Regions from separate parts of the Homo sapiens genome. Here all the other regions are linked to region 3. Evidence: chromatin contacts called from ENCODE Hi-C or POLR2A ChIA-PET data. All regions are on one chromosome and are shown on one strand. The core of a region is the stretch at or near the end of the contact, and the rest is flanking DNA. Distances in the headings are between cores, read along the strand shown. Region 1 has its middle 160 kb from the start of LINC02554. Region 2 has its middle 150 kb from the start of LINC02554. Region 3 has its middle 110 kb from the start of LINC02554.

Region 1 (4,877 bases), core at 1,225-3,724, 54 kb before region 3:
TACCTGGCTTAGATTCAGCGCCTGGACCTTTGAGTTTTTCCCGATAGGTGCTGGGTCTCAGAGCTTCCCCCGGAGGGGCACTGTCTGCTGATGGAAGAAATGTGTGGAGCCCAGGTTAGCCATGATGTTGCCGAGGGCGGTGGACAGGCCTGAGGGCCATGGTCGCAGCTCTGAAGGGCAGCAGGGGTGGGACCACAGGGGGAGCTTTGGATGTGGGGACAGCCTGGGCTAGGATGGCAAAGACTGGTATGTCCAGGAGTCACACACCGGAGGTCCTGGGATGGCTGGACTCAGCCCCAGCCTCCCATTCAGAGGCCATCCTTGGCTCCTCTGGCTGCCTCATGAAAGACAGCCCCCAGCCCAGGCAGCATCTCCTCTCCCCTTCCCCCACCCCTAATTCCCCTGCCCCAGGTCAGCCGTTGTCTTTGCTCATCTCTGTTTTAAGAGGTGGCCTTCTAAGTGACCCTCCTGGGCCAGCTTCTGCCTTGCATCCACACGGCAGTGGAGGAAGTTTCAGAAACCTGATCCCACCACCCCTAGCTTACAGCCCTCCGGACTGTGTCTGTCGTCCCTGCTTCTGTCTGCTGTCTCTGACCTTCCCACGGGACAACGCCATGGGGCCTCGCCCCACCTCCCGTCTCAGGTGATTCACTGCTGACTTGGATGTGGCCAGCCTGACTCACATGCAGCCACAACCATGGAACATTCAGAGGCTCTGAAAATGTTCACTGAATTGAACAGAGGACTGGCCCAAAGTCCCAGAGGGACTTGGTGGCAGAATGAGGCCGAGAAGAGGGTGGGAGGGGAATGATTATGGAGCACATAAAGTGTGCTAGGCCCGGTCCACAACACGTGTGCACGCATTATCTTGTATCTTCGCATCAGCCTTGCGAGGGGGGACGATCCTGTCCCCACTTTGCGGAGGAAAACAATGAGGCTAAAAGGAAGTGAAATCTACAGCCCAGAAAAATAAAGCCGAGAGGAGGCAGGCGAGGGTTTGGACTCTGGGCCTGAGATCACACAGAGCAGGTTCTCTTAGATATAGATGCCAAAGACCTGGATCTCTGACCCTCTCTGCCTTTATCAGTGAGGCACTTACGTAAGCGAGGCCTCAACTGCCTCATTTGTAAGATGGGGGTAGCACTGGTGTGTGCAGGTCATGCTGCTAGCATACATGAGCATATGAACTACCCCCATATGCAAATGAGAATATTTGTACCCCCATATTACACATGTGAATGTAGCAGAGGCTGTTGGTGCCCACCCATTCCTCCTGGGCTCTCACCATCCCCATGTGGGCCCACTCCATGGCTTCCAACACAATGAAGTGCCAGGGAGTTAATGCCCCGGGCAGTACCCCTCAGCCCATGGCAGAGCCTACGGGGGCTGCAGGATAAACACCCCAGCTCCTTTGATCCTTGGGTGAGACAACTCCCAGCCATGTCCCATGTTGGCTCCCAGAGGAGAGACAGGGTTTCACTGTGTTAGCCAGGATGGTTTTGATCTCCTGACCTCGTGATTGGCCCACCTCCACCTCCTAAAGTGCCAGGATTACAGGTGTGAGCTGCTGTGCCGGGCCGCTTGTGAGTTTAAAACTCATTCCTGCTCGCAGGCGAGAGAGGGCACAGAGAGGCAGATGAAGCCCTTTGAGGAACAGGTCAAGGAGAAAGGGGTTCCTGGCATTCAATTCAACCCCAGGAACTGGGACATAGTCATATGAGGCCCTGGACTCAGGTGCCCCAGCTGCCCACATTGGAACCTTGCTTGCTAATGAAGCTTCCCTTCCGGGCTTCACTCCCTCACCCTCTCACCTCCCCACACACTGCAGTTCTTTTTGCAGGATGTGCTTTGGGGCAACCCACACCCCAATCAGGAAGGGAATTCTCCTTGAAGAATCCTTGAAACATGAAGCAAAGTTGTTCCTTCCTATATAACCCCTGTCCTTCCCCCCATCAGGGCGGGAAGTAGTTTGCATTTATCACCTCGAGGAGGGAATAATCAACTTCAAAAAGCAGAAGCTTGGATATAAACAACAGGCGGGGAAGAACCGGGGATGAGAGACCCCTCTCCCACCTCTGAACCAGAGACAGACTTCCCAGGAGGGGCAGGCAGAGGAAGGCACAGAAGGAGGCTGCGTGTCACAGTCGCTCTAAGAGGCCAGGTGAACGGCAGGTGGGATCAGAACTTAGCTAGTGAGGCTACGGTGCTGCAAGTTCAGTTACAGGAAACTAACATTCATGTCCTGCATACTTGAGTTCGGGCCAATAGATTCTTGGTATTATCCGGAGAGAGGCTTCTTTTTCTGACTCATTTACAAAGAACTCCCTCCATCTGCGCCCCCAGCCTCCTTCTCCCTGAGCTTCTCCCACCTGGCCCTGAGTCATCTCACTCCTTCCAGCCTGAAGCCCTGAGGATATTTTCCATCGGAGGAGCCCAGCCCACTTAGGGAAGAGATACCTGAGGGAGCACCTGGCTTGGGGGTTGGTGTTGTCTGCAGACAGGAAGAGGCACCCCGTGTTGGGACTGGCCCCAGGTGAAGAGGAGGGGGGAGAGGGCTGGGCAGGTAAAGCAGGCCCCAATGCCTGGGAGTTAGAGACAGGCTGCAAGGGAGCTGAAGGAAGCACTCTTTTCTGGAGCCTGTCCCATCACACCCTGCTGTGTGTCCCTGGGGAAGTCACGTGGCCTCTCTGGGCTCCATCTCTGCAGAGTGAAGGGCTTCAAGCTGGTCTTGAGTCTCCCATTTTGAACACTCTTTGATGCTGGAGTAGCTGGGCTTTCCAGCATCATCAGGAGACTTGTGGTTTTTCAGCTGGGCACAGTGGCTCATGCTTGTAATCCCAGCACTTTGGGAGGCCAAGGTGGGTGGATCACCTGAGGTCACGAGTTTCAGACCAGCCTGGCCAACATGGTGAAACCCTGTCTCTACTAAAAATAAAAAATTAGCCGGGTGTGGTGGCACACGTCTGTAGTCCCAGCTACTCAGGAGGGTGAGACAGGAGAATCACTTGAACCTGGGAGACAGAGGATGCAGAGCGCCAAGATCCGCACCATTGCACTCCAGCCTGGGCGAGACAGAGTGAGACTCCGTCTCAAGAAAAAAAAAAAAAAGAGAGAGACTTGTGGTTTTTCTCTTTGTCTCTCCCTTCCTCTGCCCTCCCTCCTGCTGTTCGTTCATTCATTCCTTCCCACTCCATGTCTAGCCTTGCACAGTATGCTACGGACACAATGATGAGCAAACCCATCCCTACCTTAGAAGCCTAGTCTGGCAGAAGACAGACGTTTCACAGCCAGTTACAACAGAAGGCAGTGACGGGCATGTTATTCACAGCTAGCATCTCTTCTGGAGCCCCACCTTTGTGCCAGCCCCGGGCATACCTGACTCCACTGAATTCCCAGAACCTTCCAAGGCCCAGGTTCCTTAGTCATCTTCATTTTCCAGGTGAAGAAACTGAGAAGCGGGAGGTGAGGGCCAGGGGCCCATAGCTAGGAAGAAACAGATGGGTTTGCCAGACTCAAGGCCCATTCTTAGAATCACCCAGTTTACTTCATCTCAGAACAGTAGCAAGCCAAGGGGGAATTCCAGGAGCTGAGAGAGAGAGGGCATGTAACCCAACCTTGCTGGAAAAGGCAAGATCTGTCCAAGGAACCCAAATCTCTCCTAGTCCATCATTTCACCCTCTCCCTACCAAGACCCGGCTGTGGGTGGGGGATGGAGTTAACATTTGCCACAATAATGGAGCAGTAACACTAGCTAATATTCATTGATGATTAATCTCATTAGCTGTGACTGGTTGGTTTCAGTCAAGGGCTTGATTCTGACCAATCATTGTAGCCGGAGGAATGGACTCAGCTGATTGGCCAGTTGTAGGGGCTGTGCCTAACTAAGTCCCTGAGCTGGTGGGTGGGTCCCGTGCCACCCAATCCACATTAAGAGCCAGGGAGGGCAGTGCAAGTCAAGGTGCTCTTAGCAGAGGAGGTAAGAATAGCAGATATCCCTTAATCCAGCATTTAGGCAAATCAACCCATTAATCCCCCCAGCAACCCTGAGGCACAGAGAAGCTAAGAGACTCACCCAAGGGTCACACAGCTTGTGAACCACAGTGCTGAACCCTGAAAGTCTGGCTTCTAAGTCCATACTTTTTATCTGCAGTACTACACTGCCTCTTAGAATAATGCCTGAAGATGAAATCAATAGATCCTGTTTGGAGTTGAAATGAGGGAGGAAGGGGAGAGGAAGAGGAAGTGATGATGTTTTACATTCACCAACCTCCTCCTATGATTTAGACAGCTCCCCCTAACCTGACTGTTGACATTAGACAGCAAAGATGGCTAAGCCAGGCTGACACCTGAAGTTCGACGTTGTTTCTGTAGTTACCAGTGGTGACGTCACCATGGAGGCTGCAGAAACCTCATCATCACACCAACTGCAGCCCCAGCTGCCTCTTGTCACTTCCACACGGGGGACCCATTTTGGGCAATGTCTGTGGCAAGTTTAAGTGCCTTCTTTTTTAAATTAATTATTTTTATTTATAATTGACACTTTCAAGTGTCTTCCTGAGGACACTTCTTAGGGAAGGACCTTGGGGTCAACAGCCCAGGCTTCTTGACGAGGCCTGTGTGTGGGTGCGGTGGGGGTGGTGGTTTAGAATCTACCAATCTGCCATCATTATCACTCTTTATCCTCCTGAGAAGGTTTCTCTCTCTTTAATGTTTCTAATTTCATTGTTGCTCAAATATCCAGTAAGATGTCCCCAAGCTAGCACTTCTACATCAAAATATTATTTCGGTGGCCTTGGTTAAGCACATTCTGGAAATAAATCCCGAGCCAAACTTTCTTGTTCCTTTCCCTTCCTGCATTTCTTCTCTCCCTCTCCTTC
Region 2 (5,015 bases), core at 1,370-3,869, 36 kb before region 3:
AGCAGGAAATAGGTGCGGGGTCTGGTGCCCAGGAAGAGTTCAACACAAGAATATTTTATGTCTTAGTTAACAAATATTTCCTAGACCAACCCTGGGTCCTGTGTCAGGTGCTGGGGGCTTGGGGGATGACACAACAATGGTAGCCCTGCCCACATGGACTCAAAGTCCAGTGCAAGGGAGTCATGCAAAATTAAGTAGGAAGTTTCATGAGTTCCTGAGAGCAAATGCCAGGGAGACCTGGCCAAGGCAGGAAGGGCTTCCAGAACAAATGGTTTACATGGAAACTGAAAACGATAAGCTGCTTTTAAATGGCTGGAGAGCCAGCCATAAGCCAGTCCTGCACCCAGGATGTGTGCTGTCTAAATATGGGCTTCCCTAAAACAGACCCCAAGACAGGGATGTGAAGGCAAGTGGCATTTTAGGGGGATAATCCAGGAAGCACTGGTGGGGAAGGAAGGGAGTGAGACAGAGAAGGGAAAGAGCCTATCCAGGGTGCACTAATGAGCAGGTTATCACGTTGAGCAGCTGGAACTCAATCCCACTGGGGAAGTCTGAGAACCAGTGTAAAACACACACCTCAGTTATCTACCCAGGGAGCGAGGGAGCTGAGATATTTATCCTCCAACTCCTGTCCATCACTGGAAGGGTGCTTTTGGAGCATTAACTCCTGGTGCTTCTGACCTTGCCCTCATGCACATCATCTGAGCAAAAGTGCTGGTAGGGAGTTGCAGGTGCTTGCTGTCATGTGCATTCAGCATGCACTGGGATGGTAAGTTTGGGGTATATGCCCACAGAGGCACTGTTTGCATCTGTACCACGTGCAAATCCACAGCAGGGTGAGATGAACAGAACCTCTACTCTGACAATGATAAGCTTTAGCATGATTCCTCCCTGCAGGCTCAGCCCTTCCCAGAGTCCCCACGCCACCTTGGACAGGCATTAAAGGTCATTCCTCAGCTCCTTCCCACAGCCTGACCTTGGCCTCCAATCCTCTCAGAGCCTTGGTCTGACCACAGGACTCTTGTTTACTACCAGAGCTTGTCCCTATTTTGCCCCCCATCCCCATCACTGATGGTTATCTTGGTTACCTGCCTGATGCCTCTTACACTGGGCCCCACATGACACCCCTGGAAATCCCCTCCAGAGTGTTTTCAACCAGATCCAGGATCCTGAACTTCAAAGTATCATCCAGATTCATATCCTGTCATCACCAGGATACATTATCCAAGTACCCTTAGGAGCCTCTCACCTCTCTGAGCCTCCCTGTTTACCCAGAACTGAGGATGGTGAGAGGACCAACGAGCTCATTCCCTTCTAGAATCAATCTTTAACACCAAACTGTGCAGCACTTCATGGATGCCATAGGTACAGCATGGACCAGAGTAGAAATGGGCACTGCCTCATGGAGCTCAGGTCCAGTGGGATGATGGTGAATGGGTCCAGAAAGCTGTGAGCACCAGAGACAGAGTCCACTCCAGCTTGCTGAAGCACACAGGGAACTTGCTGAGGCTGGTCACTGGGAAAGACCCCTGGGAGTGGCCCCACGGAACTACAGGAAAAGCTGCAGACCCAGGCTCCCCACAGTCTCTGCTTATCTGTTCCCCATCACTGCTCATCTCCACTTGGCATCCCTCTGCAGACCAGCTCACTCCAGGTGGTGGGAGCTCCAGGTTGTGGGATCTCCAGGTGGTGGGATGGTGGCTGCTCAGGCTTCCAACATCACATTCTTTCAGCTCAGCACCCTGTCTGAGTCTTCCATGGCTGTATAACTAACCACCCCAAAGTGGAGTGTCTTAAACTACACCGTTTATTTTGTTCATAAATCTGCAATTGGGCAGAACCCAGTGGGACAGCTTGTGTCAGCTCCATGTGACATCAGCTTCAGGGACTCAAAGGCTGGGGGGTTGGAATCACCAAAAGCTCATTTATTCACATGTCTGACAGTTCATGCTGCCTATTGGATGGAATCTCAGAGGGCGCTATCAGCTGGAACACTGAACATTGGCCTTCCCACGTGGCTGGAGCTTCCTTACAACATGGCGACGAGTTCCAACAGTGAGCGTGCTGAGGCAGAGCCCGGTGAAAGCTTCACTGCCTTTTGTAACCTAGCCTTAGAGCTCATGCAGAGTCCCTTCCACCACCCTGCCTCTATTCACTGAGGCAGTCACAAAGACTGTCCATATTCAAGGGGTAGGGGACTGGATTCCACCGTTTGTAGGGAGCAGTGCCAAAGAATTTGCGGACATGTTTCAAAACATACAGCCCCTGCTCTGTGGACACTGATTATCCTTGTTCTGGTCCCATGTATACTCTGTGGGCTACTCCTTTTTACTGGGGGATGGGAGGTTGGGATTTTTCAGTCCTGAGTCAAACCTCCCTTCCTGGGGCCAGTGTGAATATATGGGGAGAAGGCTGAGACTGTGAACTCACAGCCAGACCAGAACTGTGTACAATGAGAGACTGAGGTTTCTCCAAACAAGGGACGGCAGGCAGACAAAAACATATGTCCTTTCTGAATAATAAATAAATAAACACACAAGTACATAATGATCCACGGTGAAAAGTGCTCTGTTGGCAAAAGACAGGATGCTTGTAAGAGTGACTCAGGTGGGGTGGGCAGTGGAGATGGAGCCTTGGACTGAGTAATCAGGGACTATCTTCAGAGGAGGTGATTTATACCGAGGCTTGAAGAGTGAGAAGGGATCAGCCGGGGGAAAGACTGGGCTTCAGGCAGAGTTTAACCCACGCAGAGGCCCTGAGATGTGAAAGCGTGGCATATTCAAAGACTTAAGTGGCCACGTGGCTGGAGCAGCCTGAAGAAATTGGGGCATGGCAGAGATGAGGCTTGACCACACAGTGTCTTGAAGGCCATGATAAGAGTTGGGATTTAAGCCTGTGAGCAAAAAGCAAGACCCAATTTAAGTTTACACGTATTGTACCCCAAATGCCTGGCATGGAGTTATTTTACATGTGCACATTTTTAAAATCTGTTAGTTCTTTTCCCCACTATTTTTTTTTTTTGAGATGGAGTCTCGCTCTGTCGCCAGACTGTTGTGCAGTGGCGCAGTCTCCACTCACTGCAACCTCCGCCTCTGGGGTTCAAGCAATTCTTCTGCCTCAGCCTCCCCAGTAGCTGGGACCACCGGCGCGCACCACCATGCCCAGCTAATTTTTTTTTGTATTTTTAGTAGAGACAGGGTTTCACCATGTTGGCCTGGATGCTCTCGATCTCCTGACTTCATGATCTGCCCACCTCAGCCTCCCAAAGTATTGGGATTACAGGTGTGAGCCACCGCACTCAGCCCCTTTCCCCATTTTTTTGGGTCCTTCATCCTTCCAAAATCACTACCAGCTTGGTGATCTTTGCCCCCATCTGGTACACCCCCTTAATCTTTCCCTCAACTGCCTTTTACCCCAGCTTCCTGCAGCTGCTCTGCCCACTCTGTTGGGGCAAATATCGCCAGCTTCAACTCCCTGCTCCATCCACCATAAGCCACCAGGGCATGCCCCGTTGAGCCTGAGACATGCGTGATGTCAACAAATGGCAGCGTGAAGGTGACATTTTCTTCACCCAGCCACCACCTGTGCTGCCAGCCCATCCATCGCTCCTCAGTGCACCCAATCCATCCAATTTAAATAAACAAATCCCCCAAACAGGGCCCAGTAATGGAAACGCTGACAGACCCTTATCTACGGCATCTCTGGGTGTACACAGGTCTATAATGATTTGGGCCTCACTGAGGCGGAGGAGTTATTGCAATTGTGCCACACCTATGACAGTTTAATCAGATCTTGAAAATCAGGGGCATTACATCGTGCACCTGCTCATGAGGACAAAAAGGGAAAAAAATGGCTGGTAGAGTTTTCTATCATGGGCTCTTTTTTTTTCCTTTTTTAATACCCAAGTAGGACTTTCAGAGTACATAATTCATTGCATGTGTGTGGGGGAGGGTAGGCAGCGGGGGATGTGGGAAGTAGAATTACACTGAGTGGTGACTAGAGAAGAATGAGGGAAGATGTCCACAAAGGGGCTTATTTTGTCTACACAGGCTATATCTTGAAGGATGTGACCATGTCTGGGCAGTGGAGAAAAACAGACCTGGGTTCAAGACCTGCATCCTTCTCTCCTTTTCTTTCCTTCCCTCCCTTCTTCCTATGAATATTAGTTAACTTCCAACTTTATCTCTGGCCCACTGCTAGGCACCAGGAGGCTATAATAACCCAAGTGTGTCCAGGTTCTGCCCTCCAGGAGTCAGAATATATGATTAGTGAGAAACAGCTGGCTCACAGAGTATCTTAGTTTTCACCTCCTCAAAAGCAGGAGACCGGGGACAAGGATCTCAGATATGCAAAAGACTTGGGGGCAGGGAGTGTATTTGGAAGTGTTCCCAGGTAGCAGGACTGGGGAGCAGGGGGAGAGACAGGAAAGAGAAGAAAATTCCAGTGAAAGGCATGCTGTTGATCTGGTCATCACTGTGGGTAACTGGGGCTTAACACTGCTAGAGACCTTCTGAGGAACAGTGTAGAATGGGCCACAGCTTTGAAAACCCTGAGGCAGGAAAGCAGGGAGACACCCACTTACGGGACGCTGGCCACATGCAAGGTCATGTCCACCACTGATGGGCTGGAATCAGTGGGTCAAGAGGGTGTGGCTGGTGGCACCATGGACAGCTCCCACATTGGTACAGTGGGGAGCCGGGGTCAGCTGGGTGATCAAGGTGGCCTTCCTGGAGGAAGTTGAAACTGAGAAGGAGTTAAATGGGGTGGGATGTGGAGGAAAGAGCATTCTAGGAAGGGGGAATAGTGTATGCAAATAAGGTTCAGAGGCAGAAGGAGTGTGGTGCTTTTGAGGACTGACAGGGCCCAGGTGGTTAGAACAAAGAGAATGAGGTGTAAAGAAACAGCACATGGGACAGGAGGGGGCTGAACCCAACTCAGACCATGTGGGACTCAAGGCCTCTGGTGGAGAGGGAGTCATCAAAGAACCAGGGACAAGGACATCAGATATGCAACTT
Region 3 (4,698 bases), core at 637-3,136:
AATGCACATTGACACCTTAAAGCATTAAAGGCTTTGACAAGTCTTGCAAGAAAACAAACCATTTTAGTTTTGTGTAATACAGCTTTGTTTGAACTTGTGCTTGACTCTGGAACCTGTTTGTGACTGTAAACCCTGCTATGTGCCAGGTACTTGGGCTAAGACTATTTCTAGTTTTACAACATCTCCCAGCTGGAAATGACCCAAACCACATCAACAGTAAAACAGATTTTAAAACTCTGGTATGTTCACACAAAAGAATATTATACAGCAGTGAAAATGAATAGACTATAGCTCTGTGCAATAACATGGAGAAATCTCACTGTATAATATTGGAAAGAAGAAACCAGACACAAAATAATAATAATATGATTACTATGACTATTCCCTTTACATAAAACCCCAAAACAGACAAGGCTAAACTATGTTGTTTTTAGGTCTGAAGAAAACGCAAGGAAATCATGACCACAAAAGTCAGGATAGTCATGAAATATTGTGGGGAGGGAGGGAGTAGAATCGAAGAGAGTCAAGAAAGTGCTTCTGGCTGGGCGCGGTGGCTCACGCCTGTAATCCCAGCACTTTGGGAGGCTGAGGCAGGCAGATCACTTGAGGTCAGGAGTTTGAGACCAGCCTGACCAACATGGTGAAACCACTTCCCTACTAAAAATACAAAAATTAGCTGGGCATGGTGGTGGACGCCTGTAATCTCAGCTACTTGGGAGGCTGAGGCAGGAGAATTGCTTGAACCTGGGAGCTGGAGTTTGCAGTGAGCAGAGATCGTGCCACTACACTCCAGCCTGGGCAAGAGAGCGAGACCCCGCCTCAAAAAAAAAAAAAAAAGAAAAAAGAAAAAGAAAAAAGAGAAAGTGCTTTAGGTTGTTTCTTGCGCTGGCTGGTGGTTACATGGGTATTTGCTTGATAGTGAATCATTCAATTATGCAAAGTCATATTTTCTGCATTTTGCTGTAGTTTTTAAATGTTTTATAATTGAGAGAATAATAAAGGTTGTGCTATCCTTAGCTCAGAGAATGGACTCTGAGGGCAGGAGTGGAGGTGGGAGGGTTTGAGAGGAGGCTGCTGCAGTCACCACTGCACCGATGGTGGCCTGGACTGCAGTGGGGACCACTGGGATGGAGGGACCAGAGGGATTCACGAGGGACTTAGCAGATAATTTGGCAACCCCCAGTGTGTTCACCAATGTGTTTGAGCTCCTGGCTTTGAACCACTGGCTCCAGGACTTCCTGTTCATAGTCCCTGACATTCAGAACCAGGAGGCCAAATGGGCCTCATTGGGGTGCCCCCAGGACAGAGAATGTGAAGAGCTTCGGAGAATGCCATGGAAAGGCGGCCAGGAAAAGAGATGGGGAAGTTGAGTGCAAAGAGAGAGCGGTGAAGAGGCGGTCCTTTAGAGCTGTCAGCATGGGGCCCCAGGCGCTCCGCGTGCCATAAGCAGCTTCTTTGGATTGTTTTTTGGCCAACACGCACAGGTCGGGTGGTGAGCTGGCCAGGACGACCCGTGCAGATGTGGTTGCAGCTGGAGGGGGGAGGCGTGCAGTGATCAACGAATAGATGAAAACCCAGTCCCCAGGTAGCCCCTCTCCGGCTCCCCAGAGCGTGTTTTCTTGCGTCTTCTTTCCCACCTCCCGGGGGTGGCCGTGGTGTTTTCTGTCTGGCTGGCGATGCCTGGCCGTGCTCGGGAACACAGTCCCCTTCAGAAGTGCCCCCCGAGTCTACCGAGCCATCCAAGCCCTGACAAACTCTTGAGGGAAGCGGGCGTCGCAGGCCCAGCTGTGTAAATGTTTTTGGTTTTCCTGCTGAGGCTAGGGGTTGAGTCCATGCCAAGACAAGCCTCGCTTGAGTTTTCTTTGGCAAGGCGGCCCGGCTCAGGAATGTCAGGCAAACTTTCCAAGTGGGATGGCCTGTTGGTGGGACCTGGGGCTGAAAGCTGAGCCTGGGGTGTACTTTGCCATCATCTAATTACCACATCCCCAATTAGAGTCAAGAAGCTGTGCCCAGGCTGGTCAGATGGGAGCCATTTTCTCGGTGTGCCCTCCCCTTTCCTGGAGGGATCAGGGCTATTTAGGGGGCTTTCTGTGGGCTTCCCCAGTGGGCATGGGTGGGAAAGTGGCATTCAGCATCCTCAGAATGATGGAGCTTTGAAGGGGATGTGCCGACTCCATTCTGGGCCCAGGCTGTGAAATTGGGAGAAGTGGCCACACCATCACTGTGAGGTGTGTGTTTTTCTTCTTCTTGTTTAACTCCATTTGGCTAACTGTGACTTGGAGCTTTCTTGGTGGATCTCATGGAAGAGAAAATCTAGAGCAGGGCTTCCAGATGGAAAATACTCCAGTGGTAGGCAAACTACGTAAATGAATGGAGCTGGCCAAGAGTGAGGCAACAGGGAGCGGCGGGGACTGGGGCAGAATGGGAGCTCATACCCTTTCTAAAGGGGCGGGTGCCTGTAATTTCAGCACTTTGGGAGGCTAAGGCAGGAGGATCACTTGAGTCCAAGAGTTCAAGACCAGCTTGGGCAACATAGTGAAACCCATCTCTACTAAAAATACAAATATTAGCCGGGTGTGGTGTCACACGACAGTAATCCCAGCTACTCTGGAAGCTGAGGCAGGAGAATTGCTTGAACCCAGGAGGTGGAAGTTGCAGTGAGCCAAGATTATGCCACTGCACTCCAGCCTGGGTAACAGAGTGAGACTCTGTCTCAAAAAATAATAAATAAATAACTAAATAAATAAATAAGGGAGTGGGTTCTTCTCAGCTCTAGCAAAGCCCAGCTGCTCTGGGTGAATATAATTCTCATGTGGTCCAAACATCTGAAATTCCAAGAGAGACCCCAAAGTGTATTTTACGCGAAATCTCCCCATCTCTAAATATTGGCAACTAATTAGATTTTTTTAAAAAAATCAATGAAGTGCTGTATTAGCCAAACAAAATACATCTGGGAGCTGGACAAGGTCTCCAGATCACCAATGTGTGACCTCTGGTCTCTGAATTCCTGACCCATAACTGCAAGCCGAGTGGACAGATGGAGACAATGACATCATCCACAACAATAGCAATAACAAAAACCTTTTGTTTCTACTCTGGGCCACCCTAGGTGTCATGCAAGCATTTTGTATGCGGAGCTTCATTGAAATCTCACATCAACCTGATAGGAAGATATCATCACGCCTACTTTATCGACAGGAAAACTAAAATCTCCAAGAAGGGAAGTGACTTGACCAAGGGAACCGATTGGTAAGTGGCAGTGCAAGAATTTGAGCCCGGGTCTGTCTGAATCCCAGCACTGGGCCAGAGTAAAGAGACTCGCCTTGTTCATTGATTCATTCATTCATATATTCAGCAAACATTTATTGAGCTTTTACTGTGTGCCAGCCACTATGCTAAGTTTGCAAGGGTTAAATGAAGGAATACATGTAAAGTGCATGGAGCAGGTAAGAACTGCTTGGTTTCCTAGCTCATATTATTATTATTATTATTACCAACATGGATCAATTTACAGCAGGGTGTGTCCTGCCCAGGCATAGAGGTGGGGTGGGCAAGAAGCTGTAAAATATGAGTAATGTGTAGCTTCTTCTTTTGAAGATGCCCAGCCTCATGGGTCTGAGTTAGAAGCTTCCATATAGGCCCTGGAATTGATCCCACCATTTCTAATCTATGGAATGGGCCACAGTTTGCCCCCAATCAGAGTGATGGGGCAAAGAAGCTTAGTAGCTTGTGCTGGCAAAGCTCTAGACAGTAAGCTCTGGGAGGAGGCCTTGACTTTCTTGGTGGCCCCAGGGACAGCACTGATGCTTGTGAAGGTGCCCAGCTATGAAGGGGTGCTAGTGGGCTTGGGAAGGAGTCAGCCAGCCCTGCAGCATTGGGTAGGTAGAGTCAGGGAGTGAGGGTGTTCCTAGCTGAGGCCCTGAACCTTTCTCTGTAGGATCAAGGGGGTCTGGACTAAGGTCCCCAAGTAACCTGTCTGAATCCCAGCACTGGGTTGGAGTAAAAAGATTTGCCTTGTTCATTCATTCATTCATTCATTCATTCATTCATATATTCAGCAAGTTTGCAAAGCCAGACTAAACTCAGCCCTCCTCTTCTCACAAGCATTCACTGGCTCCCTATTGCCTCTTACATTGCCCATAGGGATCCCGCAATGAAAATGTGAATGAGTGTGTGTAAGTGAATAAGTAAACACCACATACACGCAGGCACCCTCGGGCTTGATGAGTCCTTCCCTATCCACCTGTCCATGGCCTCCTCCCCACGTGGAAGATATTTTGGACAGAGTTGAGTGGGGAGAGCCCAGAGCTTGGCATTCCCACTGAATTCCAGGAGACTGAGGAGTTGGGGATGCCTAGTATAGACACACGGCAAGCCCGAGTCCTACTTTTTGGATGATTCCCATGCAATTATTGGACGAGAATTTCTACTAGGAGAGAGGGTCCACCTCAGGCCTAAGGTAAACGCCAGTCTTGACATCAACAGCCACAATCCCTCATGTTTATGGAGCACTCACTCTGTGCCAAGCACAATGCTCCACATTGCACAAGGAATGTCATGGGATCCTTACACTTGCTTCGTTGTTCCCATTCTGCAGAAGGGGAAACTGAGGCCTAGAGAGAAGACATCATGTAGCAGATGTATGGCGGGGCTAGAATTTCAATGCAAGCTTGCTGTGTCCTGACGCTGCTTTTAGGA

What was found. Hi-C counts contacts between places; a loop is a spot of excess contacts on that map. ChIA-PET counts read pairs that join two places held with the same protein, here RNA polymerase II (POLR2A). Pooled maps may share reads with other maps.
Region 1: a map of mammary epithelial cell shows a loop between it and region 3 (8-fold over the local background). The contact joins two enhancer-like sites. A Hi-C loop is called at or near these places in 9 of 168 maps with a recorded cell type or tissue (MCF 10A, PC-3, PC-9 and 6 more) and 4 of 50 pooled maps. POLR2A ChIA-PET finds 5 or more read pairs at or near these places in 6 of 52 experiments (AG04449, BJ, H1 and 3 more).
Region 2: a loop to region 3 is called in a map of mammary epithelial cell, with 3 times the contacts of the local background. The contact joins two enhancer-like sites. A Hi-C loop is called at or near these places in 8 of 168 maps with a recorded cell type or tissue (IMR-90, MCF 10A, aorta and 5 more) and 5 of 50 pooled maps. POLR2A ChIA-PET finds 5 or more read pairs at or near these places in 5 of 52 experiments (AG04449, BJ, MCF 10A and 2 more).

The regions. Positions count from the first base shown.
Region 1 is chr22:27,472,673-27,477,549 of GRCh38, reverse strand. No RefSeq gene overlaps it. Among named protein-coding and RNA genes, the nearest start is that of LINC02554, 160 kb to the right of the region's middle. RefSeq lists enhancers at 1,693-2,415, 1,801-3,000, 2,416-3,137. Within about 2 kb of position 2,474, at least 6 of the 41 ENCODE cell types and tissues checked have a DNase peak (open chromatin) inside an H3K27ac peak, as active enhancers do; they include mammary epithelial cell, where a contact is called at or near this core.
Region 2 is chr22:27,454,660-27,459,674 of GRCh38, reverse strand. No RefSeq gene overlaps it. Among named protein-coding and RNA genes, the nearest start is that of LINC02554, 150 kb to the right of the region's middle. Within about 2 kb of position 2,619, at least 4 of the 41 ENCODE cell types and tissues checked have a DNase peak (open chromatin) inside an H3K27ac peak, as active enhancers do; they include IMR-90 and mammary epithelial cell, where a contact is called at or near this core.
Region 3 is chr22:27,418,024-27,422,721 of GRCh38, reverse strand. No RefSeq gene overlaps it. Among named protein-coding and RNA genes, the nearest start is that of LINC02554, 110 kb to the right of the region's middle. Within about 2 kb of position 1,886, at least 18 of the 41 ENCODE cell types and tissues checked have a DNase peak (open chromatin) inside an H3K27ac peak, as active enhancers do; they include IMR-90 and mammary epithelial cell, where a contact is called at or near this core.